Linked DNA regions of Homo sapiens: all the other regions are linked to region 3. Evidence: chromatin loops called from intact Hi-C (ENCODE). Cell type or tissue: Calu3. All regions are shown on one strand. Links, peaks and the distances in the headings refer to the core of each region. The heading gives the core; the rest is flanking DNA.

What was found. Peaks named below come from ENCODE experiments on the same cell type or tissue, not always from the same donor. Only the 100,000 strongest peaks of a DNase experiment are listed, where the experiment ranks them.
Region 1: a loop joins it to region 3, with 4 times the contacts of the local background. A loop is called at or near these places in 13 of 110 quality-filtered maps.
Region 2: it touches region 3 in a loop (5-fold over the local background); 5 of 110 quality-filtered maps call a loop at or near these places.
Region 4: a loop joins it to region 3, with 10 times the contacts of the local background. A loop is called at or near these places in 42 of 110 quality-filtered maps.

The regions. Positions count from the first base shown.
Region 1 is chr5:147,854,085-147,861,969 of GRCh38, forward strand. No RefSeq gene overlaps it. Among named protein-coding and RNA genes, the nearest start is that of SCGB3A2, 21 kb to the right of the region's middle. In Calu3, for the core only: a CTCF peak has its summit at 3,630 (motif pointing right); a DNase peak (open chromatin) is centred at 3,647.
Region 2 is chr5:147,883,192-147,891,076 of GRCh38, forward strand. It overlaps a transcript of C5orf46 not described here. Among named protein-coding and RNA genes, the nearest start is that of SCGB3A2, 8.4 kb to the left of the region's middle. In Calu3, for the core only: a CTCF peak has its summit at 4,043 (motif pointing right); a DNase peak (open chromatin) is centred at 4,020.
Region 3 is chr5:148,104,802-148,112,118 of GRCh38, forward strand. SPINK5 (serine peptidase inhibitor Kazal type 5) reads left to right here. Exons shown (of 33, transcript NM_006846.4): 16 at 151-199; 17 at 2,236-2,363; 18 at 3,952-4,036; 19 at 6,967-7,094. Among named protein-coding and RNA genes, the nearest start is that of SPINK5, 44 kb to the left of the region's middle. In Calu3, for the core only: no CTCF peak of the experiment used is centred there; a DNase peak (open chromatin) is centred at 3,000.
Region 4 is chr5:147,946,031-147,953,915 of GRCh38, forward strand. No RefSeq gene overlaps it. Among named protein-coding and RNA genes, the nearest start is that of C5orf46, 43 kb to the left of the region's middle. RefSeq lists an enhancer at 301-873. In Calu3, for the core only: a CTCF peak has its summit at 3,891 (motif pointing right); no DNase peak of the experiment used is centred there.

The DNA of each region.
Region 1 (7,885 bases), core at 1,356-6,355, 250 kb before region 3:
GGTAATATAAGGAAATATTTCAGTGAAATATTTAGAAATATATCTGATACATCAAAAACACCCAGCATGTTGGTTATTATTCTTTTTATTGATACCATCATTACTATCCTAATTTTTGTTTCATGCACCACATTTGATTTATATTAACATTCCATAAACACTTGTTTAATTATTATAGTGCTGATAAAGGATAAAGATTCAATGAGATGATACCTGTGAGTATAAATTATAGAATCAAGAGTTATATAAAGCAGAATCCTTTTTCTTGAAGGAACCAGTTATTTCCCTTGTTTTAGATGCTTACTTATTTAAGTGAAGTTTTCCTCTTCTTGCACAATCTCTTCCCAACTTTTCACCCTTCATCTGGCCCCAAATGGCCACCCCCAGACAACTGTGAAACCTGCCTATGCCTCTCTCAGTAGTGGAACCCCACACACTCACCTTCACCAGCTTGGAGCTCTGCTTCCCTGCTGGGGTTTTATAGCAGCCAAATCCATTTTGGAGGCTTTTGAATCTATGGGGCCAAGGGACTCTGAAGGCATCTGTGTCAGTTATCAGACTGGTGAAGTCTCTGTGCTAGGACCTAAGTAATACAGTCGAAAGGAGGAACCTGGGGGCTCGTGTTGAGGTTTGTCTAAACGCCTAGAATTCTTTTAGGGAGGGAGCTTGGGATACAAACAATTTTTATTCATCAGGGCCTTGAAGTTCAGTGATCACTGGTCCGGATAATTAAGACTTTAGGAAATGTGACCTCATCTTTGATGAAATTTATGTCTAAGATTTTGAAACAAATATAAAGACAATTTAAAAGTGCATGAGCATAGTAAAGCTTGACGTTAATTACAACAGCAACAGCTAATATTTATGGAGTGCTTATTATAGAGCAGGTTTAACCCCTTCACTATTCTGTACTTTGGAATCAGAAGGGTGTGATGATAGGATTTTGTAAAAACCACGTCAGAGGATCCCCTGTGGAAACGGAAAGGGTGGTTGCTTAATCACAGACGGCAATGAGATGATTGAACTTTGTAGGCTTAGTGTTGAGTCTAAACTGTGAGACCAGTCTGTAAAATGAGCTTAATCTAATTGAGCTTTAGCTATAAAATCCGTATATATTCCTCTGAAGCTTAAATAAACCCAGTAAATAAAGGTAATTGGACAACCAGAAAGCATAATACAAATGTGTGATTTACGATTTGGTTTAAAATAGTTGGACATTATTAGGATGCAATATTATTAAATAGTATTTGGAAAGGCCGTCCGCATGGGACACTGTGGTAGATGAGAAAACTGATGCTCAGAGAGCTCCTGTCTGTTTATGGCTTGGTTGTGATGGTGAGGGATCTCCCCCATGTGCAGAAAGTCAGAAGTGGATGCTTCCTCAATGATGAGAGGGGCAACTTTGTGGGAGGAACAAAGAGTGAGTGAAGTTTTAAAATTGCAAGACAGGGGAAAGGATAGTGTTGGAGGTAAATGTTGAATACAAATATATGAACGTAAATCTGAATTTAAGTATTAAATGAAATATATTTACATAAACCTGGCACATTCCTGTTAACAATAGCTCAGAACAATCTCTAGTGTACAGTAGCCTTTTTGATCCCCAGTTTGCTTTTCTCGGTTTCAGTTACCCATGGTCAACTGGAGTTCAAAAATATTACACGAAAAATTTCAGAAATATACAACTCATAAGTTTTAAATTTCACACTGCTCTGAGTAGCACGATGAAATCTCATGCCCAGGGACATGACTTGTCCCTTTGTCTGGAGTACCCGTGCTGTGGATGCTGCTTGCCTGTTACTCACTTGGCAGCCAACTCGGTTATCACACTGACTGTCTCAGTATCACAGTGATTATGTTCAAGTCACCCATATTTTATTTTGTAATGGCCCCAGAGTACAAGAGCAGTGATGCTGGCAATTTGGAAATGCCAAAGAGAAGCCACGAAGTGCTTCCTTTAAGTGAAAATATAAAAGTTCTTGACTTAATAAGGAAAGAAAAAAATAATATGCTGAAGTGGTTAAGATCTATAGTAAGAACAAATACTTTATCTGTGAAACTATGAAGAAGAAAAAATTGTGCTAGTTTTTCTGTCACACTTCAAGCTGCAAAAGTTACAGCCACAGTGCATGATAACTTTTATTTCAGTACGTTGTTATAGTTGCTCTATTTTATTATTAGCTGTTGTTGTTAATCTTTTACTGTGCCTAATTTATAAATTAAACATTATCATGGATAAGAATGTGTAGGAGAAACAGTATATATAAAGTTCAGAACTATTCGAGGTTTCAGGCATCCACTGGGGGTCTTGGAATGTATCCCTTTTGGATATGCAGGGACTCTGGTACAAAGCCTCTTCCATTATATCATCATAATGGCCATGATTACACACCCAAGGGGTCATATATCTTTGAATTGAACTTTCATCCAGAACTCTTAAAAAACAAAATATGTTGGTAAATACTTAGATGCCTAAGTATTTATTATCTCTTATCTCTTCTGACTCTTCTACCTTCCAGCAGAAGACCATGGAAGAAAGATAAACTTTTAAAGCACAGCCTTATAGGAAAGTTGTGTTAATAGATGGTAGCAGGTTTTGTAATTATTCCAATAGGTAAAATGAAAATAAACTTGGGGTCAAATAAATACTCTTAGGCCAAGCCAGTACTAGGCTTGTCTGATGCATATTCACACACCAATACAATTTTATTCTTTTAAGCTACTTTTTGTTAGTCTGATATTTTAATATTGTTTATGATGTGTTAGAACTTGATTCTGGCAGCCATTCTCTGAACTAAAAAAGCTTAATGTGATCTGGGGCCATTAATAAACTCTGATGTCTTCTTCAAAGAAGCTGATAGACCTGCTCTGCTCTGTGCTAGGCAAGACCTAAATAGTATTACATTTAGCTATGGCACCACTTTGGAGATTCTTGGAAACACTTCTGGTTGTGTTGAGGAGGTGACAATGGTTGACCTTAGGCATCCAAATGTGACCTGTACATCTTATTATTAGTGCTGCTTTCTAAGTTTCTGTCCAGGACATAAACTTAGTTCTGTCCTTTCTAAATGCTTTCCACAATTTTTGATGACAATATGTTGGAATTTCTGGAGTTGGCACTCATGGACTAAGGAATGCAAGGAGGGCTGAGTAGCAGCCTGTGTCGACCTAAATGTCTGTTGATTTATCAAAATCCTAGTGTGACAGAAGGATCCTGATGATCCCCCCTATACTGCTGAATATTTAGGGGATGCTATGAAATCTCCTAAGATTAGAGGCCTCCAGGTCTTCAAGGTACATCAGCCAATTTGAGTACTTTGTCTTTACTCTTAAATTCTCCATATTCCCAAATCCAATATAAAAGTTTCTAAGCCTCTGAGTTTCTCCATACCCCCAAATTCAATATAAAAGGTCCTAAGCCTTCTGCAGCATTTGAGGTAGTATTTCTTTTAGCTGGCTTATCATCTGAGAAGTAAAACAAAAACTAAAAACAATATTTCTTCCTCCTCTTTAAACATATATTTTTTTTCCTTTTTCAATTCATTATTTTCTTCTAGCACAGGATGTGGCACAAAGATGGCCATCACTAACATTGCCTGTTAGGTTGCTTTTGTTTTGTAAACTGTAGCACAATCCCGGAAATGGCCACAAGAGGGCATTTGTGCACCACTTTGAAAGTTACTCTTGTTCAACATCGCATTCCACAAACATTCATAGTTTCCCATGGTTTGAACTTTAATAATTCCACCCTGAAAGAAAGAAAATGAAGCTGAAGTCATATCAGACATAATCTAATCCATATTGTCATTCCAAAGATTCCAGATCTCAGGACCTGTGATAGTGTAACTCTTTAAAATATTGAAGCATTGTGAATGATTTTAAACATTTCAAAAAAAGAAATGTTTTAAATATTTTAATTAGTGTTGAGGCTTAAGTAGCTGTACTTTTGACTTAGATTATTATAGATTTGACAGTCAAAACCTTAAAATATTGAGACCCATGGGGGAAAATAATGTGTGCATCAACATTTATTGAATTTGATACTTTTTGTGATAGAGTCCCAGAAATGATATGTGAGAAGCTTAATAAGGTTTAAAGTGCTTTGTTTATTGCAGTTTTAAGTGTCTTCTTCTTGAATTAAATCTTAGGTTAAGGAGGCTGTTGGAGTCATATGATGATATTATGGTGCAAAATTAATTACCTTTGCACCAACCTCATAGACTTGGAAAGTGTAATGAAGATAATCTCATCTATTCTTATCTATTACAAGAGCCTTTTCCACAGTAAATTTGGTATTAGCTAACCTTTATTTGTAGGATTCAGTATGGAGCCATTAAACTTTATTTTCTTGTAATTTGTAGTCACATTTCAAAAACCTCTCAAATTCAATCCTAAATTCATATCTATTTTTGCTTCATGATGATAGCCCTCCAAATATCTGAACAATCTCTTAAGGGTTTCTTGGTTTATCTTCTCTCCAGGCTGGTGTCACCAAGTTTATTAACTGTCTCTCATATGATCCTTCAAAAGCCTGGATAATCTTCTTATTATGGGTTTGTTGTGAATTAAATATGACCACACATTCTTTGCAATTCCTCCTACCAAGAAGTAGAGTTTATTTTCTCTCCTCTTGGCACTGGGCACGTCCTATGGCTTCATTTGAATAATAGAATGTGGCTGAAGAGATGCCATGTGTCTTTTGAGGCTAAACATTAGGACATCTAGGGTTTTAATTTTCATATCTTGGAATGCATTTTCCTGGAACTCATGAATTACCAGATGCTTTGCAAACTGCCTCCACTGAGCTCATAGCCAAAGCCAATCACAAAATGCCAGTATTCTGGCTCTCCAGCCATCCCAGTGCCCCAGTAAACATCAATCAATGAAACAGGTGAAGCAGCTATATGGTATTTTTAAAGAATCATGAAAAAAGTACACTGTGCTTGTTTTGAACCACTGAATTTTGGAGTATTTTGTTATATGGCATTAGACAACTGAGAGGTCCAGGTTGCAAATGATCTCACTGGGTTGAGTTCAGATCTAAATAGAATGTGTTGACTGTGACTAATAACCTGTAAAATAGATTTTTTTCTTATTTGATTTTGATGGCACATTTTCATAGTAACATATTTTTTCAGCCATATTTTCATAACCTGTGATATTTGAAATGATTTGAGACCAGAGCTGTTGTTGCTTATCTTGACTTAAAAAGAAAGACCACTGAAATAGAGCCTGTGACTTTTTCCCCAGTTCCTCAGTTTTTTCTGACAGCCAAAAAATAAATCCTGAATTTTTCTAGACTTGATGGAATGACAAACATGATTTCATTAATACAATACTTAACTGTAAACCAAGGGTTTGCACATACATCATCTCACTTAATCCACACAAACGTATATGGCAGCATTAATAACCCTTTAACACACACTGAAGTATTTGTGAGTGATAGGACATTGGCTAGCAATTTACTCTCCAATGGTTCTGAAAAAAAGAGTTCTATGTACTGTATTCAAATCTTTTCTGTAAGTTTGAAATTGTCTCAAATTTAAAATCTTATACCAAAAAAAATCTTATAATTTGTTCACTGGATGCAGTGATTATCCATTCTCCTACTTCTATTCTGTGTACAAGCTAAAGAAAGGTAAAATTCTTCAAAGAGAAATTACAAATAAAACTCCCCAAACATCACTCAAAATTAAAGTGTTGAGAAGTAGTTCATGAGCTTGGTGATTGTGGCTGCTCTGACTGAGGTTATAATTATGAAGCTGGATAGCTAAAAGTAAAGATAGAGAGGGGATAATAATAATAATAGTGTAACGTATCTTGAGTGTTCATTCCCAGGTACTAATTTTTGTAAGCATTTTGCATATGTTAACTTATTACTTATAACACCCTTAGAAGGAAGGAAGTTTGTTAGCCCAACTATAAAATAGTTGGTAAAACTGAGGCCCAGCAAGGTAAATAACTTCCCCATTGGAAAAGCTGTGCCATGAATACAGACAGGCTGGCTTCAGGACCTGTGCTCTTTGTCACTAAACAAAGAACAAGGGCACTGAAAGCACAAAAGAGCAGCCTCAACCCTAGAAAGATGTGGAGAAGCTGGAGACAGTGTTTAGCAAACATCAAGCTTGTCAGGAGCCCACACACCTCAGTAAAAAGGCCTCCTCCACCCTGTACTACCAAAAGAATCATAGCGCATGTTGTTAAATCAAACTAAATATGGCCTGAGAAAGCCTCCATACTTCCATATTTGAATCCTTGTGGATGAACTATAACCACCTTAGTAGGTAGACAAGACTGAAGTATGCTTCTGTAACAATAGGTGAGTCTCAGCCAATCCCAGAAGCTATACTTAACCACTCATATGCCGCTGACTGTTCAAACTATGCTCAAATAAGACATGCACCAAGCTGTAACCAATCCATCTGTTTCTGTACCTCACCTCTGTTTTTTTATACATCACTTTCCTTTTATTGTTCTGACCGTGAGGCATCCCTGGAGTCACTCTGAATCTGCTGTGATTCTGGAGGCTGCCCAATTTTTTTCTTTTTTTTTCCCTTGCTCAATTAAACTGTTAAATTTAATTTGTCTAAAGTTTTCTTTTAACAGATCTGGTGTCAGAGTGGGATTAAAAGTAAAACTCCAGCAACCCCCAGGAACACCAGGTGACCAGGTGAGGTACCTGAGGAGACTATTGTGCTCACTGCTCTCTTGATTGTAGCTGGAGGTCATGGGTGAGTTTGCTCTCAGATTCCGAGCTCCACCAACTTGTGTTCTGAGCTCTATGTGTTTATTTGAGCAATAGTTAGGCTGGACTGAGTCCAGGATTGAATTGGATTTGATAATTAACTGAACTGGATTCAGTTAGAGGTCTCAGGCCTCAGGAAGGTACTTTATTTTTAAAATGGGATCTTTTGAATCCAAAGAGTCTGGGACTCCACCTTCCAGGACTCCATGTAAATTTTATGTATAAAAATTATGGACCCAGAACATGTGCATTTTTAGAAAAATGGGTTAACCGCACTAGAGAAAACTTAGAATTAAGATGGCCACAATGGGGAAGTTTTAATTTGGATAAAATTATTTGTGAGGCACATTAGAAAAGGGGGGATCAAAAGCCCCATGAAAACAGTGGGACGTATTCTTTCATTGGTATGCAGAGGCCTCTAAAAGACCACATGAATCAAACATTGCTTCCTTAAAAGATTCTTTGCAAAAAACAAATGAAAAGCTTAAGCAAAAGACCAAGAATGTGATAAAAGAGGACTGTACTCTGACTGAACTAACCTCAACTATTCCTTCTCTTTATGTATCTCTACCTACATAGTCTGAGTCCACTAACCTTTTTGGTAAATTACCCTTTCGCCCTGACGATGATGAAAAAAAAAGAAATCAGACAGATGTCTTACAAAGTGAGACCTTCTGACCAGCTGGGCCTGCCTGCTGTAACTACTTTCACTCCATGGTCCAAAACTAAGCTTAGAGCCATTGTGAAGTACTTTCTTGATCCAAGTGAAAATCCTCAAAACTTTACTGAGGAATTTAGAATCCTCATACAAGCTTACAATCCAGGACTTCCTGACCTTTATCAATTTATTCACATGATGTTGGGGCCTGGTGAAGCTTGGGAATGGATGGCAGCAGCAGACTGGGACAAACCTGAGGCGGATGTTAAAGACCCCTCCAAAAGTTCTTCATGAGAAGGACAAAAAGTAGCTCTAAAAATTGGTAAATACCCTTTAAATTTAATTCCTAAAATTTGTCCACAAAAAACTGATTGGCCCATCATACAATCTTGTAAACAGAAAAAGGATGAACCAGTTTCAGATTACAGAACTCGCTTAGAAACACTGTGAAACATGTAGGGCTCAAAGTATAGCAAGGA
Region 2 (7,885 bases), core at 1,080-6,079, 220 kb before region 3:
CTCTGTATTAGGGAGAAGTCTCTGGAAATGACTGTACCACGTCTGAGCTCCAGGTCCTGCTAGATAGGCCTGCCTTGGTCCCAGCTTTTGCTGGGTGAGTCCAGCCTCTGGGCTCTGGTTACACCACCTCCTTTCTTTTTCTCTCCAGCTGAAGTTAGTGGTTTCCTCCTGTTGTCAGTTTCTGGGTGCCTTACCATCACCTACTTGACTTTTAGCTCTTCTAATGTCTATTCAATCAATTCTTTGCATTACATTCCTTCTGTTGTAAGTACTTTGAGTAGTTTCTGTTTCTTAATTGGTTTCTGACTAAGATGATGTTAAATGTTATCTCTAGGGATATTATCTTAATTTCCTTCCATTGCTTGACTTCCATTTTTTGGCAACTAAAATAGCTTTCACTCTGTGAAATTTCCTACTTTATTTCCTTATTTTACCTATGCCTATAATGATAGATTAGGTTGCCCAGCTGCAGTAATAAATAATCCCAAATCTCAGTGGCTTACGTGCACAGTGTGTCACTTGTTCCTCACAGTATGTGGCCATCTTTGGTTGGCTGTAGCTATGATCAATGTTTTATGAATTCTATACAGGAGCTGATGGAATAGTCTCTCTTGTGCATTTTGCTTATGTTTACAGGGAAAGAGAACTTGGTGAACAATGAGCTAACTCTTAAAGCTTCTTCTTAAAAGTGAAGTATATGACTTCCAATCATGTTTAATTGGCCAGAGCAAGTCATTTGACCATGTTTGACTTCTTTAGGAAGGGGATGTATAATTATCCTATAGGAAAGAGCAGTGCCAAATATGATTAATGTAATGTAATTGACCACATTACTTGATGACTTCAAAGTAATTGTCACCTTAGATGACTCTCATACTTGCAATTTTCTTTTCTATTGAATTACATGCCATCTTTCCGCCTACCTTAGTTTTCTGCTATTTGACCACTATTTTTCAGTTTCTTTAAATGGCCCTTATTATTTTTGACTTCCCTTGGACATTGATACCTCCAAAGATACTAAACTTGATTCCCCTTCTATTTTTACTCTGTGTATAACCTTTATTGGAGAATCTTATGTACTACCATGGACGCCAATATAATCTTTATGTTAGGAACTCTAAAATCTATGGCTACAATCTATACCTTTTTTTTTTTTTTAAAGAAGAGATTTAGTTACCTATAAGACACCTCCAAGGGATGCTCTTTTTTAGGTTCAACTCAAACATTTTTACCTGAACTCATTGTCTCTCTTTCAAAACCCACTCCTATGTTTTAATTTGCTATTCAGTTTACAGCACAGACATTTTAGTGGTTGCCTGAGACAGAAACTTGGGAATAATCCTAAGTACTCTCTGTCATCAGCCTCCTTTCTGATTGGTAAGCAAGCCTTATCAACCCTTTTCACAACTATTGCACACATTTTTCATGATCACCACTGGTACTGTTCCTAAAACTTACTTTCTTTCTTTCTTCTTTCTTTTTTCTTTCTTTCTCTCTCTCTCTCTCTTCTTTCTTTCTTTCTTTTCTTTTTTTGAAGTGCTATAGTGCCATCACAGCTCACTGCAGCCTGGACCTCCTGGGTTCAGGTGATCCTCCCACCTCAGCCTCCTGAGTAGCTAGGACTATAGGCACATACCATCATGCCTGGCTAATGTTTTTTGTATTTTTTTAGATACCATGTTGCCCAGGCTAGTCTTGAACTCCTGGGCACAAGCGATCCTCCTGCCTCAGCTTCCCAGAGTGCTGGGATTAGAGGCATGAGCCACTGTTCCCAGCTGCAGATCTTGTCATTTCCCTTCAAACTACTGTGTTAATCTCTCAAGTGACTTTTGTATTCCCAAAGGTCCCCTTCTAATCCATCATCCATACACAGAAGGAGACTTCCTAAAATACAGGAATTATTCCCCAACTTCAAATTCATCCATAGTTTTTTAATGCTGATTGAAAAAAAAAGAGTCAGACACTATGTTAAATCAATAGACACATTAATAATATAAGTTTAAACGTATTTGTTTTCATACTTATTTCAAAGTCTCTTTTCTAGACTGTCAAGTTAAATGGTTAGTGACTCTAATGTACATGTCTGTATCCTCAGCACATCGCACAGAGCCTGAAGATAGTCGGTGTTGGTTCTGTTGAATAAATGGGATTGTTTCTGTTAAGTTGTATCTGATTGGGTTGGCCCCTTTGTTTTGTTCCACTAGTCATATTATTAAGCCTTTCATTGCTCTCTCTCTCCCAGTGTTTTGCATATTTGAGAAGGATGCCTCTCTATGTCTTCACTAAGGTATTAAATGGAAAAGATTGGGGATAAAGTTCTCTGCCATTGTACTCTGAGTAATAGCAGTAATCTGACAGTTTACTGGGTTGGAAGGTTTTTTTTCCAGGGGTGTATCAAACAGAGGGATTAAGAAGGAATCTGGGGACAAATTATGTTTGGGAAGGCAGGCAGAAACTGATGATAAACATTATCATAAAAGTGACAACACCAAATGCTGGTGAGGATGTAGACAAGCTGGATCACTCACACATTGCTGGTGTGAAAGTAAAACAGTACAGCTACTCTGGTAAAATAGTTTGACATTTTGTTAAAAAACTAAACATGCAACTACCATAAAACCCAGCAATTGTACTCTTGGGCATTTATCCCAGAGAAACAAAAACTTATATTTATGCAAAAACCTGTACACAAATGGTCATAACAATTTTATTTTAGTAGCCAAAAACTGGAAACAACACAGTTGTTCTTCAGTGGATGAATGGATAAATTTTGGACATCTTTGTAAAGAAATACTATTCAACAAAAAAGGAGAACAAACTATTTATATACACAGTAACCTGGATGCATCCTTAGAGAATTATGCTGAGTGAAAAAATGTCAAACCCCAAAGGTTAAATTTTGTATACTTTTATTTATGTAACATTCTCAAAATGACAAAATTATAGAAATAAAGAACAAATTTGTAATTTCCAGGGGTTAAGGAGACGATGGGGGCAGGAAGGAAGTGAGTGTGTTATATAAGAGCTGTATGAGAGATCCTTATGAGGACAGAAATATTCTGTGTTTTACCTGTATCAATGTCAGCATACTGGTTTTGATGTAGCAGCATAGTTTTGCAAGATACTACCATTGGAGGAAACTTGGTAGAAAATATGCTGGATTGCTCTGTATGATTTCTTAAAACTTCATGTGAATCTATAGTTATCTTAAAAAGTTTAAAAATTATTTTAAAGATCATCAGAATATAGAAATATATACATATAATTATCATATAATCATATGGAATATAATTAACATGTTATATATAATTATATACAACTATAATTATGTATAACTGTAGTTACATATATGCATATATGTAACTTTCATTCTCTTCATCCATAAATTCCACAAATTAGAGGAAACCACTGTTCACATTGATGTGCTTTTTTCAAGACATTTTCTAAATATTTACAAACATACATGAATGATACATTGCACATATGAATGACATATGCCTTATTTAAATTGTTATCTATGTGAATATTAATTTAATTTATATAATGTATATTATATTGTTTCTAATATCTAATTATATTTTTTGTTATTATAAAAAGTGCTATAGTGAGCATGCATATTTTGCATACATTTTTGTCTTTATGTCTTCAGAAAAACCTTGAAAGTGGAAATGCAAGGTCCAGAATTACATGGTGTCTAAAATTTTGATAACTAGTCACACATTTCAATGGGGAAGAACAGTTGGTATCTCAGGTGACTGAGGTCGGAGAAGTGCCATTTCCAAAGATGGGATTAGGGACCCAAGACAATGCCTAGGGTATGATTGTTCTCCCTAAGCTAGCTGTAAATCCCTTTTTATTATGTGCTGGAGGGTCAAGCCATGCAAGGTATGAATTATATGATTTCTTAGTTTCATGTCTAAGATAGGCAGTACAACCAGACAGGTAAGTACAATTTATTTGCTACATTATTTTTTATTTTAGAAAGCAACCAGATGAAGAGCTCGCAGGCTATTGAGGCAGATTAAAGACAGCAGAGGGCGCTCATTATTAGCAAAATCAAGGAAAACATTTGTGTATATATGCAAGGTAGATAATGAGAAATATCAGCACCTTCTATTGCATTAAATTTTTCACTGGGGATTCACAACTAAATGGCAACTACCTGATGCTCCCCCTTTCTAGTAACTACCTCTGACTTCATTTCAAGCATTGTTAAATGGTGCATTCTTTGTTCTGTCCTTAACTCTCTCATTATCAAATGAGAACTTGTTTTCTGATACTGACAATGACCATAATAACAGTGATAGCTATTGGTCATTCATTGTTTCCTCCATATATTTTCGATTCAGCAAATAATTATTGAATATTAGTTGCAGGATCTTTGCTGGACAGGAAGCATACAGTAATAAATTGTCATGACCCATATCTCCATAGATTTCACAGTGTAAAGGGAGAGATAGAAACCACACAAATAAACATGGGTAAAAGGATAATTATAAGTTATGATAATAACAATAAAGGAAAAGAATAGGATCCTAAGAAAGGTCACAGTGACAAGAGATTGCCTGTTTATTTTAGGTCATTTCTATGGACATGCCAAGTTGGGACTTGAGGTTGGAAGAACCCATCTTAACCAAATAATATTCTGTGTGGAAGGTACTAAGTGCATGAATATCCTGAGGATAAGGAGAACTTGGCTTCTTCAAAGAACTGAAACATCACCTGTGTTTCAGTGCACAGGTGGCAGCAGGAGCACAGGGACACAAGCCAAGGTCAAACCATGCATTAGGTGTCATGGTCATGGCCCTGTATTTATCCTAAGAGCCCAGAAAAGCCTTGGGAAATTTTGTATCCAATGTTCTCCATATACCTGAGTGGCAACACTGCATATGCAACCATATCCACTTGCATTAGTCAGACTCCTACGAGTCATTCCTGATACTTCCCTCTCCCTGACACGTCATGTAGAACTAATCACCATGTCCTGTCAACCTAATGTCTTAATATTCTCTTGAATCCTTCCACATGGTTCTGTCTGCATTGACCCTCCCTTGCTCAAGAGCTTTTGGCTGGCTTCTTGCTTTACTCTGGACCCCTCTGTCTAGCCTGCACAACAGCCAACTGATATTTTTAAAATGCAACAATGATCATATGTGTTCCAATGCTCAAAATCCTTTGGTGGCTTTCCATTGTTCTTGGATTTAAGAATAAAATCCTGACCATAACCTATGAGGTCCTGTAAGACTTACTTTCTTCCTTCTTATTTGCTTTCCAGCCACCTTGACGTTTCTTCATGGCTAGAGAACAGTATACCTAGCACAGGGCTTTTGCAAATGCCATTCACTCAACTATAAATGCCTCTTCTCCTTCATTGCCTTATGAATTTTGTCCTATTCAACCACTTTATTATTTCTCTTTTGAGATCTCAGCACATGTCTCCCTTCCTTAGGAACCTTCCTTCACCCAGTTGATACACATCTGTGACAGCTTCCAAGAGAACCATCTTCCTTCCTTCCCAAGCAAGTCTCTCAAAATGTAATTATAGGTTTATGTAGGATTATCTGATGATTTTTTGTATCTCCCACTTATTTGTGAGCTCCAAGATTGTTCAGTATTTAAATTGTGTGGTTTTGGGAGTATATGCATATGTTTAAATTCTTTAAGTGTATACTTTAAATGCATGCAGTTTTTGTACATCAGTTATAAGTTTAGAAAATTACTTATATGCTGTGAGTCCATAAAGTGTCCATTTGGGCCAATAAGGGAGTGGCTACATTTTGAAGGCTTTTTCACAATGTCCATTAGCATTTTTTAAAATGCCCTTTGATCTTGCAATTCAATTTTTGAAAACCTTTTATAAAAACATTAAATAAAAATATTTATATATAAATATTAGTGCATGTGCTTATACATATAAGCTTGTTTATTGCAGAATCCTTTGAAAAGCTGAAAAAATAGAAATGATATGAAAGTCTATCAATAGGGAAATAATGAGATATTGAATAGCTTTTTAAAGATTTCTATCTGTTTACCTAAACTAAATGCCATGAGAAATTATTCAGTGACAGTCAAGCTGCAGAGTAAAGCACTCACCCAAACCCCACTCTACATGTGAATATGTTTGGATATGTTTGAACAGTCAGGGACAACAGCAACAATATTGGTTGCTGATATGGCTGGTTTGGGAATAATCGGATTAGTGTGGGAGATTGTTAACTTTTAGAAGTATATACACATTTCCATATTCCCCTCATTTTTCCCTCTCACATGGTAACATATGCCACTTTAATAATTTTTGGATCTAAATTTTGAAGAAAACATTCTGTCAATTAGTACATATTAAAAAGTAATTCCTCTCACCTAGGTAATGGGTTGATAGATACAGCAAACCACCATGGCACACGTTTATCTATGTAACAAACCTGCATGTCCTGCACATGTATCCCAGAACATAAAATAAAATTAATTTTCTTAAAAAGAAAGTAATTCCTCTCACTCTCAAAATAAATACAAAAGGAAATCAGTCACACAGACTTTTGTTCGAGTTTGGCTCCAGCGTTACTCAACTGGGTGATCTTGTCAGATTCTCAATTGCATCATTTCAAAAGGGAATAATCATATCTAATTTTTGTACTAAGTATGAGGATTCAATGAGGTAGCATTTATGCAGGACCAAGCATGGAAGGTATCCTAATGAAATCTGTTTCTTAATAAAGGTAGGTAAGTTTGAAGGATTATAAGGCTATCCTTGAATGTCAAGCATTGCCATAGTCTGAGTTTTGGTTTAAGCTTTCTTCTGTGGTTGAAATGCCCTTCCTTCTCCTTCTCCATGTCTTCAAATCCTTTATCATTCATCAAGTCATGGATCAAATATTATTACATCAGAGAAATCTTTCCGGATTTCCGAGGGAGCATGAATGGTTCTTTGTGCTGGTTCCCATGTTCCCATGTCCGTGCCTCTGTTATGCTGCACCGTGTTGAGTATGTTTAGTTGGTTATGCACGCATATCTTCTGCATCAAGACTGTGAGGCACTTGAAAGCAAAAATCATGAGATATTCAACTGTGTACCCTTACTATCTTGCCCTTGGGTAGAAGCTCTATCATTTAAATTTCTTCACTTTTTGCAAAATACAAGAAACATTTACAGAACAGCTGCTCTCTGCTAGACACTGTTCTAATTGCTCATGATTGCACCAGAAACATTGAACAAAAAAGGCCAAATTCTTGCCTCGTGGAGATTACATTTTAATGAAGGTAGGCAGAAAAAGGAATGAAATAAATAAAGTTTTAACATTGTGTTAAAAGACATATATTAAAAAATATATATCCATAGGAGGAAAAATTAAGCAGCCAAAGAATATAGACGTATTAGGGCAGAAGATGCAGTTTTAAATAAAATGATCAATGAAGGCTTCACTGAGAAGGTGATATTTAGTACAAGACCTTAAGAAATGAAGGAGCAAGCCATGTGGCCACCTCGCGAAAGAGTAATTTAGGCACAGGGAAGAGGAAATGTAAGGCCCTATAAAAAGAACATACTTGGACTATTTAAAGACTGACAAGGATCCCAATATGGCTGGAGTGAAAAGAGAAAGCTAATGAGTAGGAGAAAGGAAGGGAAGTGAATAACTCAGGTAGGATCTTTGCCACATTGTAAAGAAATTTTTAAATGAAGTGTTTGTTTCAAATGAGATGGGAAATGGCAGAAGGAATTAATCTGAATTGAATTTTATTTAAATAGAATTACTCTATCTACTCAGCATTTCTGTAAAAAGTCAAGCATAAATTCCCTCAAGCACTTGAGTCATGATAGAAAGTTTGGGATTTGGGACAGAATAGTGATGATGTAGATTGTGTCCTCAGCATGTCACAGGGGAATTCTC
Region 3 (7,317 bases), core at 1-5,000:
AGGAGAATTGCTTGAACCCGGGAGGTGGAGGTTGCAGTGAGCCGAGATCGCGCCACTGCACTCCAGCCTGGGTGACAGAGAGAGACTCCGTCTCAAAAAAGAAAAAAAAAAATCCATTTCTTCTCTCTTTTTCTTTTCGGTTTCTTAAAGTCAACAAGAAGAAAGAGCAAGAGCAAAGGCTAAAAGAGAAGCTGCAAAGGTAATATTCTCAGGAATGCTGATGCTGTGCCCTGACATTTTTCATTTCTTTATAATTCTTTACTTATCCTATTAGAATAAATGTTTTCTGTTTAATTTTCATGCCTGAAATAAATGAAGAACATTTTTAACCTGAACAAAAAGGGTCCTGATAAGAAGTGTCCAGAGTACCAATTTTATTTCACAATTATTCAAATTTTGAGGTTTATTTCATAAAAAGTGGAATGTTAACTTTTTGTAAGGAATTTTCCCCATATTTGGCTTTTATTAGATTTCTGTTGTTAGAGTATTAACTTATGCCATTTACTAATTTCAATTTACATTATTCATATCTCTGTTATTTCAAATAGAGAGTATAAGATCTCAATCATTCCAATTTACAAAACGAAAGCACATATATTATCATATTTGAGCTTTGTCACCACCCAGCTATGGAGCAAGTGGTGGTTTTCTTGCACCCAATTAAGATTATTAAGTTGGGCCTCTGACTTTCCAGTTATTTTTATTCCACTCTCCATGCTTTTATAATTTTATACATAGCAGAGTCAAATTTATCTGTGTGGAGATGTTGAATTATTCTCATATAATAGCTACATACAAGATTTATCTTTCTTTCTTTTTTTCTGTTTTTTTTGAGATGGAGTCTCGCTCTGTTGCCCAGGCTAGAGTGCAGTGGCGCAGATCTGGGCTCACTGTAACCTCTGCCGCCCGGGTTCAAGTGATTCTCCTGCCTCAGCCTCTCTAATAGCTGGGATTACAGGCACGTGCCACAATGCCCAGCTAATTTTTTTTTTTTTTTTTTTTAGTAGAAATGGGGTTTCACCATGTTGACCAGGCTGGTCTCAAACTCCTGACCTCAAGTGATTCACTCACCTTGGCCTCCCAAAGTCCTGGGATTACAGGTGTGAGCCACTGCACCCGGCCTGTTTATTCTATTTCTTAACAATAGCCACAACAGTACAAACCTCATCATTACTTGGGGAAAAGTTGACACAGTTTAAAATTTGCCTTCTTACTGACTCTTTTTTTTTTAAATAAGTGTTTCTACTAGGTGAAACTATCTTTTCATTGATCATTTAGAATTGAAAATGTGTTTTCATCCATTATGTTTGATCAGCTGCCAAATCCTCTTAGATATTTCCAGTGGTATTAACATATTCCTCCTTCTCTCCACTCCTATTCTTACCCTCTTGCTTCAAATCCACATCTCCCATTCCTGGTTTTTAATTTTTTTAAATCAATTTACTCCCAGAAATATGTTAGTTTCTCCAGGGATCAGACTTATTCTCTTCTCTATGTATAAAGATATGTCTTTTTAAATTTATTTATTTATTTATTTTTGAGTCAGGTCTTACTTTGTTGCCCAGGCTGTAGTGTAGTGGTGCGATCAAAGCTCACTACAACTTCGAACTCCTGGGCTCAAGTGATCCTCCCACCTAAGCCTCCCAAGTAGCTGGGACTACAGGCACACACCACCATGCCTGGCAATTTATTTTATTTTTTTATTTTGAATTTTTCTGTAGACACAGAGTTTTGCTATTGTGTCCAGGCTTGTCTTGAACTCCTGGGCTCAAGCACTCTTGCAGTGGCCTCCTAAAGTGTTGGAATTACAGGTGTGAGCCACCATACTTGGACAAAATATATATTTATTTCTTAGGTTAAGCATGTTTTTTCTCTTCTTTCTCAGACCCCTAAAGACAAATCACAGGTAAGCAATATTCTCATTTCCTCCAGGAAGGCTTCTCATCTAAGCCTGCCTATGGAATCTTCCCACCTCTGATCTTTCCTAGCTTTTACAGACCATGCTATGCAACACAACACACACGTATGTTTTTGATGATAAATATTTTCAGATCTGCTATAATGATGGGACAATTCTGATTGATGACGGAAGCTTTGTAAATACTTACTGATTTACTACTATGTGTTATCACTTTTGTTTTTACTTTTTACTCTACGTTACATATTCCTCATAATAGGAAAAGATGCAGGAAGGATAGAAAACTACTCTGAGAAAATATTTTCTTCATTTCCCAGGAAATCTGCAGTGAATTTCGGGACCAAGTGAGGAATGGAACACTTATATGCACCAGGGAGCATAATCCTGTCCGTGGCCCAGATGGCAAAATGCATGGAAACAAGTGTGCCATGTGTGCCAGTGTGTTGTGAGTGTCCACCCCATCTCTCCCACTGAATTTCTTCATCCATGATCGCCCCTGAGTCTCAGATCCTTCATGCATGTGTAGAGTATAGACCGTGAGTTATATATTAGAAAGGTTTACAAGCAGATGGATAAGACATTAAGTAATATTGAATCATATAGTGACAATACTATTATTTATTCAATTATCCTTCTATTTTCCAATTAAGTCAAGGGAAAAAGCTCAATTTAATGGTTTTTTTTTAACACTTGATAATCTTCATTTGTGAAAAAGAGAGAGCAGAAATTTCATGATTTGGATTGGATGATCTTTTTGATGTCTTTCCCACTCCTGACATTTTATGATTTGTTAGTCTATTCAGATAGGAGCTAAGGAGAAGCCAGCTGGATGGAGGTCTGTGGGGTCAGTACATAAAGACTATTAAAATAGCCTGAACAATAAATGGAATAGGAAGGATTGTTATTTATCCTTTCAAGGACATTACTATATAATGCAAACATTCATAAGTGGTTTAGTGTGGAGTAAAACCTTTAGGAAACAGGCTCATACCCTAAATGTTTACTAAAATGTCTCCTTGTTAAGCCAGGTTCATGGCCTTCTAAGGTCTTTGTTTTGCTGAGTGGTGTAGGTAAGCCTGTGACTACAGCTCCATCGTGTGGGACAATATAGAGGTTAATTATTATCACTTCTAATTCTCCTTTTTAGGCTCTTAATCTGCTCCTGAACTTAACCCTAAAATAAATGCCGAGAAAAACGCTTATTTAAATAATACCTGCTGAGGTGCAAAGTTAATGTCTCCTAACTTTCACATGTCTTGATCCAACCTTAAGTGGATGCATACAATTCCCTAAAAGGAGAGGTTGACAGAGTAGAGCACTAGAAGAAAAGTGGCCTGAAATTCAAGAAGCCAGGGTTTTTCTCTCACCCGTTCAATTTGCTGGTGTTGTGGTAATGACTAAATGTAGTAAATGCTAAGGATTTTCCAGCATTAACATGCTATATGTCAGTAGAAAATGGCAAGAATACCAGAATATTAGGCTTGTGTTCAACCCCCAAAGATTAGCAGTTGAATCTAACTGGACTTAAATCACTACTGCAATCTAAACCTTGAATTTCAACTTCAATATTAGCTCCATTGAAATAATATTTAAAATTTTTAGTTTAAAGTAAAACATGGTTTATTATGATTTTGAGCCCATCATCTGACTTAGCATCACCCTTTGCCTTTATCACGGATATGGTAGTTACTTGGAGAGGAAAGGTTTAAGCAGTGAAATAAAATCAAGACAATTGTAGCTTTATTCGGAATGTTAATTAAAATTAGCGACGTACAAAAAATAAGATCACCTGAGGGCCACAGACTGATAAAGATGCATGCTTGTTTTGTAATTATTCTTCTTTAGAGGGGGAATGTAAACAGCTAAGTTTATCTGTACTATTGGTTAAAGCAAAAGCACCTCTCAGACTAGATAAATTTGTATTGAAGACTGAATCTGACTGTTGGTTTGGAAGATCCTCATTCCTTTTAAAAATGTACTACCAAAAAGAGTAGGGAATCATATTCAGCCTATATCTTCTTTTTCTATTACAGCAAACTTGAAGAAGAAGAGAAGAAAAATGATAAAGAAGAAAAAGGGAAAGTCGAGGCTGAAAAAGTTAAGAGAGAAGCAGTTCAGGTAGTTGTTTGAGATCATCAGAGCCACATAAATATTCAACGATCACTCTCCCTAGGGAGGGCTCCTATTCCCTCCTCCTCATTCCAGTATTCTTAGTTTCTTTGCAAACTGGGAAAATGTGTTTGGATCCCCATATACAAGAGTACTCCCCTTTCCTTATTCAATTTATTCACATTAAATCTATTAATTGCTCGTGCAGGAGAGAGATCAATCACCATTTTCTCCCCTGATTGTGTCAATTATATTACCTAAGAAAGAAGTATATATAGATTGTTATCTTACTGTCTGAATGCAGACTAATAGAGACAGATGTTCAGATTTTTCTCAAGTACATTTTTGAATATGAATATTTACCTTAAAAACAGCAACAACTAGGGATCCCACTTAATTATCTGTGAGATTTTGAGGAGATAAAAGCATCTCTGAGTCTTGAGTTTGCATTCTTTAACATCTCACATGATGGTGATAACAATGATAATTGTACATTCGTTGCTACTGTATGCATCATGGCATAAAGTTTTATGACTGATATTTGTAGTAGCCATTGAAGGGACATATTATTATCTGTGTTTTATAGAAGAGGACTTGGAAGCTGACATAAGAAGTTAAGAAATATATTTAATTAGTTACATATAATACAATTATATACTGATATATTATTTACTATATATTAACATAAATATTATATGATACAAATAATATCATATATAATTATAATTATATGTAGTTAGTAACTTGAGAACCAAGAATTGAACCAAAAGTTCTGGCTTTAAGGCCCATGATGCACTTTAGATTTTACACGCTTCTGCCATTTGTATTATTCCTGCAGACTATGCCTTAGGTCCTCATTATTCTTTTCTTTTGTCCTTCTGTGATTTAGAAGAGCTCATTTCTACTGCTCTTACCTTTGCTCTCTACAATCTACTCTCAACTCTTAAGCCAAAGTAATTATTTAAAACCATAAGGCAGGTCGTGCTACCCAGTGGCTTCTCACCTCACTCAAAGTAAAAATCAAGGTCCTTGTAGTGTCTGGAAGTGCCATACATGGTCTGATCCCTGCCACTTTTCATAGGTCACATTTCCTATTATTCTACATTGTTCTCCATGCACCAATTATACTGGCCACCTTTTGGTTTCTGGGACATCCCAAGCATTGATTCATGGCTTTCTATCACGTGGTCACAAAAACAATGTGGTTAAAAAACTGGACTCTAGGCTCAGACTGTCAGGGTTCAAATCCTTGCTTCATTTCCCTACCAGTAAGGTCCTACAGTTAACATCTTCATATATTAGCTTTCTCACTTATAAGATAAGGACATTATTATTACGTATATTATTTTTATGAAGTCCCAAGAAACTTATTAATGTATAACAGCACAGTGTCACACATATCTTAAGTAGTCACTCTTTAATATTATATTTATTGCTGTTAATGTCATTATTGGTCTAATCTCATTGTCCAGTGGGGTGTTCCATACTGGAGAGTTCACCAATTCTTCAACATACAATGAACTTTACCTTCTATATGCCATTACTCACAGTCAGAATATCCCTCTTGTCTACCAAAATTCTGGCCACTTTTCATGGCTCAGACTGTGTGTTAACTGCTCCCTAAATATTTTCCCATGTGTGCAATATACTTAATAACTCTATCACTTGTTATGCCAACAATTTAAAAAGTATTTTAGTTATATTATTCATTGTATTATAACTTATAGTTGCCTCTATGTGTTTTCTTCAAAGAAATTAAAAACTCTGTGCTAGTTTTCTATGGTTGCGATAACAAATTAGCACACTTTAGTGGCTTAAAACAACATAAACTTCTCATTGTTCAACTCCCACTTATGAGAACACATGGACACAGGGAGGGGAACATCACACACCGGGGCCTGTTTGGGGACTGGGGGAAAGGGGAGGGAGAGCATGCAAATATCTAATATTAGCCCCCTCATGCAAATATCTAATGCATGCAAATATCTAATATTATTAGCCCCCTCATGCAAATATCTAATGCATGAGGGGGCTAAAAACCTAGGTGACGGGTTGATAGGTGCAGCAAACCACCATGGCACATGTATACCTATGTAACAAACCTGCATGCTCTGAACATGTATCCCAGAACTTAAAGTAAAATAAAACAAAATAAAATAAAATAAAAAACAATGAAAACAACAACAATAACATAAACTTCTTATCTTATTTCATAGGTTAGAAGGCTAAAAAGGATCTCACTGGGCTAAAATCAAAGGGTTGGCAGAGCTGTATTCCTTTTCTGGAGTTTGCAGGCGACAATCCATCTCTTTTTCTCCAAATCTAGAGGCCGTCCATGTTCCTTGGTTCTTGGACCCCCCTTCTCTGTCTACAAAGCCAGCAATGTTATATCTCTCTGACTGTTCTTCTGTGGTTACATCTCCCTCTCACTCTGTCTTCCATCTCGCTCTTGCAGTTTTAAGGACTGATCCTTGTGATTGAGCCTTACACTGAGCCCATTATGGCAATACAGGATAATCTCTTCATTTCAAGGTTATTAACTTAATTATATCTGAAAAGCCCTTTTTGCCATGTAAGGCAGCATATTCTCAGGTCTCAAGTATTAAGACTTAGACGTATTTGGTGGAACGGTATTATTCTGTATACCACAGATTCCTTTACCAATTTAAGAGGCCATACATTTTTCTTCTCTGTATCTTTCACAGTGCCTAGTGCAGAATAATATTTGACCTGAAGGTTTTCTAATGAGATAAATAACAGCAATCCATGTTCCAAATGTGTGACCTAGTTCTCTGAAAAGCATTTTGGTTACTATCAACCTTCAGCATCACCTTTTCCATGCAATCATTATGTTTTAGTTTTTAAAGCAGTATTGTGGAGGAAGATTTCTAGTGTTTAGTTATTGGACTCTTAAAACCTGCTTCTGCTTCATTTGGCAGGAGCTGTGCAGTGAATATCGTCATTATGTGAGGAATGGACGACTCCCCTGTACCAGAGAGAATGATCCTATTGAGGGTCTAGATGGGAAAATCCACGGCAACACCTGCTCCATGTGTGAAGCCTTCTTGTGAGTGGGCGGCAGCCACTGCTGCTACTGAGTGTGGGAGAAGATCAGCATCGGGTGGGCAAGAGGGGTGACATTGGAAGTTTTCTCCAGGAGATAGATAATAAAGGCTGTCTTTGCACTGAGTTTGGAAATTTACTATTATAAAGCCATATATTCAGCCCATTTATTTCTGGTGTTCTTCAATAGTCTGAGAGGTACTTGAATCACCATCAAGAAAGGACCA
Region 4 (7,885 bases), core at 1,044-6,043, 160 kb before region 3:
TTTCAACTTCTTTGCCTTTGGTTTGAATATCCTCCCGTAGCTCAGAGTAATTTGATCGTCTGAAGCCTTCTTCTCTCAGCTCGTCAAAGTCATTCTCCGTCCAGCTTTGTTCCGTTGCTGGTGAGGAACTGTGTTCCTTTGGAGGAGGACAGGTGCTCTGCTTTTTAGAGTTTCCAGTTTTTCTGTTCTGTTTTTTCCCCATCTTTGTGGTTTTATCTACTTTTGGTCTTTGATGATGGTGATGTACAGATGGGTTTTTGGTGTGGATGTCCTTTCTGTTTGTTAGTTTTCCTTGTAACAGACAGGACCCTCAGCTGCAGGTCTGTTGGAATACCCTGCCGTGTGAGGTATCAGTGTGTCCCTGCTGGGGGGTGCCTCCCAGTTAGGCTGCTCGGGGGTCAGGGGTCAGGCACCCACTTGAGGAGGCAGTCTGCCCCTTCTCAGATCTCCAGCTGCGTACTGGGAGAACCACTGCTCTCTTCAAAGCTGTCAGATAGGGACATTTAAGTCTGCAGAGGTTACTGCTGTCTTTTTGTTTGTCTGTGCCCTGCCCCAAGAGGTGGAGCCTACAGAGGCAGGCAGGCCTCCTTGAGCTGTGGTGGGCTCCACCCAGTTGGAGCTTCGAGGCTGCTTTGTTTACCTAAGCAAGCCTGGGCAATGGAGGGCGCCCCTCCCCCAGCCTCGCTGCCGCCTTGCAGTTTGATCTCAGACTGCTGTGCTAGCAATCAGCGAGACTCCGTGGGCGTAAGACCCTCCGAACCAGGTGTGGGACATAATCTCGTAGTGCGCCGTTTTTTAAGCCCGACGGAAAAGAGCAGTATTCGTGTGGGAGTGACCCGATTTTCCAGGTGCCATCCATCACCCCTTTCTTTGACTCTGAAAGGGAACTCCCTGACCCCTTGCGCTTCCCAAGTGAGGCAATGCCTCACCCTGCTTCGGCTCGCGCACGGTGTGCACACCCACTGGCCTGCGCCCGCTGTCTGGCACTCCCTAGTGAGATGAACCCGGTATCTAACATGGAAATGCAGAAATCACCCGTCTTCTGTGTCAGTCATGCTGGGAGCTGTAGACCGGAGCTGTTCCTATTCGGCCATCTTGGCTCCCTATTTTTTGTCTTTTTAATAACAGCCATTCTCACTGGGTAAGATGATATCTCATGGTGGTTTTGGTGTGTATTTCCCTGTTGATTAATAATATTGGAATTGTTTTATGTGTCTTCTTTTGAGAAGTGTCTTTTCATGTCCTTTGTACACTTTTCAATGGGGTTTTTTTTGCTTGTATATGTGCTTAAGTTCCTCATAGATTCTGGATCTTAGACTTTTGTTGGATGCATAGTTTGCAAAAGTTTTCCCTTATTCTGAAGGTTGTCTGTTTACTCTTTTGGTAGTTTCCTTTGCTGTGCAGAAGCTGGTTATTTCAATTAGGTCTCCATTGTCACTTTCTGTTTTTGTTGCATTTGCTTGTGAGGGCTTAGTCATAAATTCTTTGCTTAGACCAGTGTCCAAAAAAGTGTTTCCTAGGTTTTCTTCTAGGATTTTTATTGGTTGAGGCATTATATTTAAGTTTAAAATCCATCTTCAGTTAATTTTTGTATATGGTGAAAGGCAGGGTTCCAGTTTCGTTCATTTGCATAGGGTTAGCCAGTTATCCTAGCACCATTTATTAAATAGAAAATTCTTTCCCAATTGTTTCTTTTTGTCAGCTTTGTCAGGTCAGATGGTTTTAGATTTATGGCTTTATTTCTGTGCTATCTATTTTGTTCCACTGGTCTATTTTTGTACCAGTACCATACTATTTTGACTACTGTAGCCTTGTAGTATAGTTTGAAGTCAGGTAATGTGATGCCTCCAGTTTTATTCTTTTTACTCAAGATTGCTCTGACTGGGCTCTTTTGGCTTCATATGAATTTTAGAATTTTGTTTTCTAATTTGTGAAAAGTGATGTTGGTAATTTAATAGGAATTGCATTGAATCTATAGATTGCTTTGGCCAGTATGGTCATTTTAACAACATTGATTCTTTCTTTCTTTCTTTTCTTTTTTTTTTTTTTTTTTTGAAACAGAGTCTCGCTCTGTCACCCAGGCTGGAGTACAGTTGCATGACCTTGGCTCACTGCAGCTTCTCCTCCCAGGTTCAAGTGATTCACCTGCCACAGCCTCAGCCTCCCGAGTAGCTAGGATTACAGGCATGCACCACCACTCCCAGCTAATTTTTTTTGTATTTTTAGTAGTGACGGGGTTTCGTCATGTTGGCCAGGCTGGTCTCGAACTCCTGACCTCAAGTGATGTGCCTGCCTCGGCCTCCCAAACTGCTGGGATTATAGATGTGAGCCACCATGCCCAGCCAATGTTGATTCTTTCAACCCATTAGCATAAAATATTTTTCCATTTGTTTGTGTCATTTATGATTTATTTCAACTGTGTTTTGTAGTTCACCTTATAGAGATCTTTCACCTCCTTGCTTATATGTATTCCTAGATACTGTATTTTATTTTTGTGAGCTGCCCATGTTTTAATTGGCTCATTTTTTATTGAGTTGTAACAGTTCTTTATATATCTTAGATAATAGACCCTTATCAAATATAGCCGATTCTCACTATTTGTAGGTTTTATATTTGTGAATTTGCCTATTTGCTAAAATTATTTGTATTCCCCAAATCAGTGGTCATTTGAAGATATGCAGAGCAGTGAAAAATTTAGTTGCTAGAGGTGCACATTCTTAGCTGAGGTTGACTAAGGCATTGCTCTATCTTCTTGTTTCAGCTTTCATACAGAGATTACCAGAAGATTGCCAGTGCAGTATACTGCAAAAAGTTTCAGCTCTGGGGTCAGTTGCACGGGTTTGAGTCTCAACTCAGACCTGTGAGGCAGCCTCAGGTAAGTTTCTTATCTCTTCTGAACCTTGTTTCCCCTTTTGTAAATTAAAGAAAATAGAGTCTACCAAAATGAGTTACTTTTAGGATATAAGATTATAATCTATGATATATATCCAAACATTATATATGATGTAAATATATATACATTATATATACAATGTAAATATATATACATTATATATACAATGTAAATATATAATGCAAATATATATATAATTGGGATATACATATACACACACATACACACAGAGTGTATATAAAAATGTGTATATTTCTCTAGGAACAACGTTCCAATATTTGCTAATTCAATGTCTGCAGTGACTTTTAGAACCTGAGTATTACAAATAACACAAATAAGAAGAATCCACTATGTATAATTTGTAAATACTGTTTCCCATTTGGTAGGTGGTCATTTCACTTTCTTGATAGTGTCTTTTGATACAAAAAAGTTATTAATTTTGATGAAGTGCAATTTGTCTATTCTTTATTTTGTTGTTTGTGTCTCCAGTTCTAACTTTTAAGTCAAAGTGATTTTTAGTTCAGTCACAGGTGAAACAACTATGCTGATATGGGTGGGGTTCCATTCATTCATAAACGGCTGCATAAACACTTAGAAGAGAAGGTTGATTGATTTGCGGAGAGTTATACAGCTAATAGAGGGCAGAGTTAAGAATCAAACCCATGTCTGATGTTGAAACCTATAATCTCAAGTGCTTTAATTATGCAGAAAGGATATTTATGATGAGCTAAAGTTGATGGTAAACTTTTTTTTAAAGAGTGGGTAGCATTTAAACCAAAGGAAGAAAGGAAGTGTTTTTCTTTTCAGGGAACTGTTATTTGTAGAAGATATGTTCAAATATAACAGATAAGTACAAATAAGCATTGGCAAACCCTTGTTATCACTTCTAGTTCTTTGTTGCAAGAATATTATCCCACTATCTGAGAACTTAGATGTTATTAATAGAGGGGTAGGCTGTTGTAATCACTACTTATGGACACAAGAGGGTGCTAAAAGATCTCAGTTCTCCTAGTTCTTTATGTCCAGGTGTAGAAAATCTGTTCCCTTTCCTTAATGTTGTTTCTCTGTGTGAAAATAAACTTAGATTTAAAAGTTCAGAAAGACATTAATAGAGATAAATGAAAATACTGCCTAATATACAAATATTATTCAGATTTCCAGAATAACAGAAATTTAGTAGAGTTCTTAAAGATTTGGTACTATTTTACATGAATGTAGTAAAATGTCAGATCTAGAGAGAACATTTGAGATTACTCTTTTTTCCCCTTCCTGCTCTCTTTCTTCCTTCCCTCTCCCTTCTTTTTTCCTTCCATTTTGTTAAGCAATATTTCCAATCTGACAAACAAAACAAACTATAAGTACAACTATTCTTCATGAAATGAAGACAGGGCACTGAAGCCCAATCTCTGACCTTATTTCACCACCATGGCTGGCCTGGTGATATGTCTGGGTAGCCTCAGGGTGTCACGTAAAAGAGTTTAAAGTATAATTGCCGATGTCCAGGTGGTTGGAAAACTATGCACTCAGATTGAATCCTGCCCCTGACTGTTTTCATATAATTTGTGAGCCAAAGTAGTTTTTACTTATTTAAGTGGTTGGAAAAAAATGACAGACTATCTCATGATGTAAAAATGACATAAAATGCAAATTTCAATGCCTATATACAAAGTTTTATTGGAACACAGCAATGTTCATCATGTAAGTGTTGCCTATGGCTGTTTTCATGCTATAGTTGCAGAGTTGAGTAGTTGCAACAGACATCATATCTCAGCTTCTTTAATAGACATAAAATCATATGAAGTAAAAATTAAAATACAATATTGTTAGATTTGCAGCATATATTATGTAACATATTTGTAACATGTATGATGTTATATAAAGTTATATATATATACACACACATACAACAATAAGTACAATAGCTATGGTAGTATAAATTTAAAGTAGACTGTGATAATTAAAATATGTATAGTAAACTCTAGAGCAGCCGTTAACAAAACAAAACCATTAATGATTGTAGAAGAAATTAAAGGAATTAATATATTACATTAGAAAATATTCTCTCAATGCAAAAAAAAGCAGTAAAGGAGAAATAGAGGAACAAAAAGACATGAAACGTAGAGAAATAAACAAGCTAAAAGGTAGATGCAAATCCAATTATATCAATAATAATGTTAAATTTGAACGGATTAAATAGTTTAGTCAAAAATTGTCAAACTCAAATAAAAAACAAGATGCAATTATTTGCTGTGTTTAGGAGACTTTGTTTTTGTTTTTTTGTTTTAGATTTTAGTTTTAATTGACAAATAATTATATATATTATGTGGTACAATGTTATGTTATAATACATGTGTACTTTGTGCGATGATTAAATCAGACTAATTAACATATTTACCACATCACATACTTATCATTTCTTTATTGTGAGAACATTTGAAATCTACTTTTTTAAAGAAATTTTGAAATATACAATAATTATTATTAACTGTAGTCACTATGCTATGCAACAGATCACTAGAATCAGTCCTCCTAACCAACTGAAACTTTGTACCCTTTGAGTAACGTATCCAGTTTTCCCATCCACCCTCCAATTCCCTGATCCCTCCCAGGCTCTAGTAACCACCATTTTACTCTCTACTTCTATGAGTTTGACTTTCATAGAGTCCACATGTATGTGATATCAAGCAGTCTTTGTCTTTCTAAGCCTGGCTTATTTCACTTGGATAACGTCCTCCATGTTTATCCTTGTTGTCACAATAACAGCATTTTCTTTATTTATAAGACTGAATAATATTCCATTATGCATATACCACATTCTTTTTACCCATTCATCCATCAATGGACATTTAGGTTGCTTCCATGTCTTAACTATTGTGAATATCACTTCAATAAAATATGAGAATGCAGATAATCTTTATGAGATCCTGATTTCAATCTCTTTAGGTATAAACCTAGAAGTGGGCTTGCTGGATCATATGGTAATTTTTTTTTTCTTTTTGAGAAACTTTCATACTGTTTTCTAAAATGACTATATTAATTTACATCCCCATCAACCATGTATAAGGGGTCCCTATAGGAGATACTATTTTAGATTCAAGGATACAAATTGGTTGAAAGTAAAAGAATAGAAAATTATATGTCTTGCAAATAGCAACCACAAGAAAGCTGAAATGGCTATACTAACATCAGACAAAATCATCTTTACAAGAGAAAGAATATGGCCGGCAAAGCCTAACGTATTTACTACCTGGCCCTTTATAGAAAAAGTTTGCCACTCCATGCTCTAGGTGCTTATGATGACTCACTGGGATAAAATGAAATATATTACACTCATTATTATATTTTAAAATTCAAATTATTATTATTATTTTATTTATTTATTTATTTTTGAGACAGAGTCTCACTCTGTTGCCCAGGCTGGAGTGCAGTGGCGCGATCTCAGCTCACTGTAACCTCCACCTCCCGGGTTCAAGCAATTCTGCCTCAGTCTCCTGAGTAGCTGGGATTACAGGTGCGCGCCACCATGCCCGGCTAATTTTTGTTGTTGTTGTCGTTGTATTTTTAGTACAGACGGGGTTTCGCCATGTTGGTCAGGCTAGTCTCGAACTCCTGACCGCCTGATCCACCCGCCTCAGCCTCCTAAAGTGCTGGGATTACAGGTGTGAGCCACTGCGCCTGGCCAAAATTCAAATTATTTTAAAAGTTTTACTTGTGGTATGTTTTATACTATATATGTTAGCGTAGCTTATGTATATAATTTATGGGTAAGTAAAAAATATATATTTTTGGTGTTCATGTGCAGAAATGTTTTCCTCATTGCAGTGAGTAAATAAACACCTTAAGAAACTACTCTAGAGGGTTGTGGGATAAACAATTACATATTAGGTACAATATATACTACTCAGGTGAGGAGTGCGCTAAAATCTCAAGATTTGCTTTTATATAATTCATCCACATAACCAAAAGCCACTGCACCTCTAAAGCTATAAAAATAAAAAAAGTGTTTTAAAAATCTCACTCTGTCTTAATCCTATTGTTTTACAAGTGGGAAAAAGAAAATCAAAAGAGGTAAAATCATTATTCAAGGGCCCAAAGTGAAATTTTTGCAGAATCAGCTACAGGCTCCTGCTTTTTGTACTGTACTTTTTTTTTCAAACTTTTAATTTTAATGGGTACATAGTAGGTATACCGTCATTTTGCCGACATGCCCACCCCATCCCCTGCTGCCTTACAGTCTGGGGCTTCTGACATAAGGAGCACTTGTGGTAATTTCAGATTCTCACTATTGCTGGACTAATTACTACATAACACATGCAGAACCTTTTTCCTAGTCTTTGTATAAATCTTGGTATGCTATAGCATTAGGAGTGCATTTTTGCTCTAGAGAGAGGTTGAAGAATATCCTCAATTGATCCCAAGCACCTTCTCTGAGGTTGGAAATATCTCCTAGAAAGATGCAGTAGAAGCCTATACACATTCTGCATGGTACAGTCATATTTCAATTTGGAAGTGTGGTGCCAGGAACAATGATATTGGGAAAGTGTCTGTAGTTAACTTTAGACCTCCCTAATTGGAATGATGCAGCTTGATTGAGAAAGTCACAAGTCAAGAGAGACACACAAAAACTTGTGCACTTCCAGAAGAAGGTCCAGGAAGATGAAAAGATGGACAATATTATGTCTAGGAAGAACAGTAGAGGAGTTAGATGGTGTTTAGCTTATAGATGGCTCAGGTGCCAAAATAGTTATTTTCAAATATCCAAATGACTATCTTGAGAAAGAAGGAACAAAGCTGCTCCATAGGCCCAGACTAGGACCTTTGAGTAGAATTTGCAGTGATTTAGAGTTGGGCATGCTAGTCAGAGAGGTCTAATGATGGACTGGATGTCACATCAGAGAGACCACATCAGAGAGACCACATCAGAGAGATGTGGATGTAATGCCTGCCTTCATCTCTTATTGCCTGTATGGCCCTGGGATTATAAATAGTAAT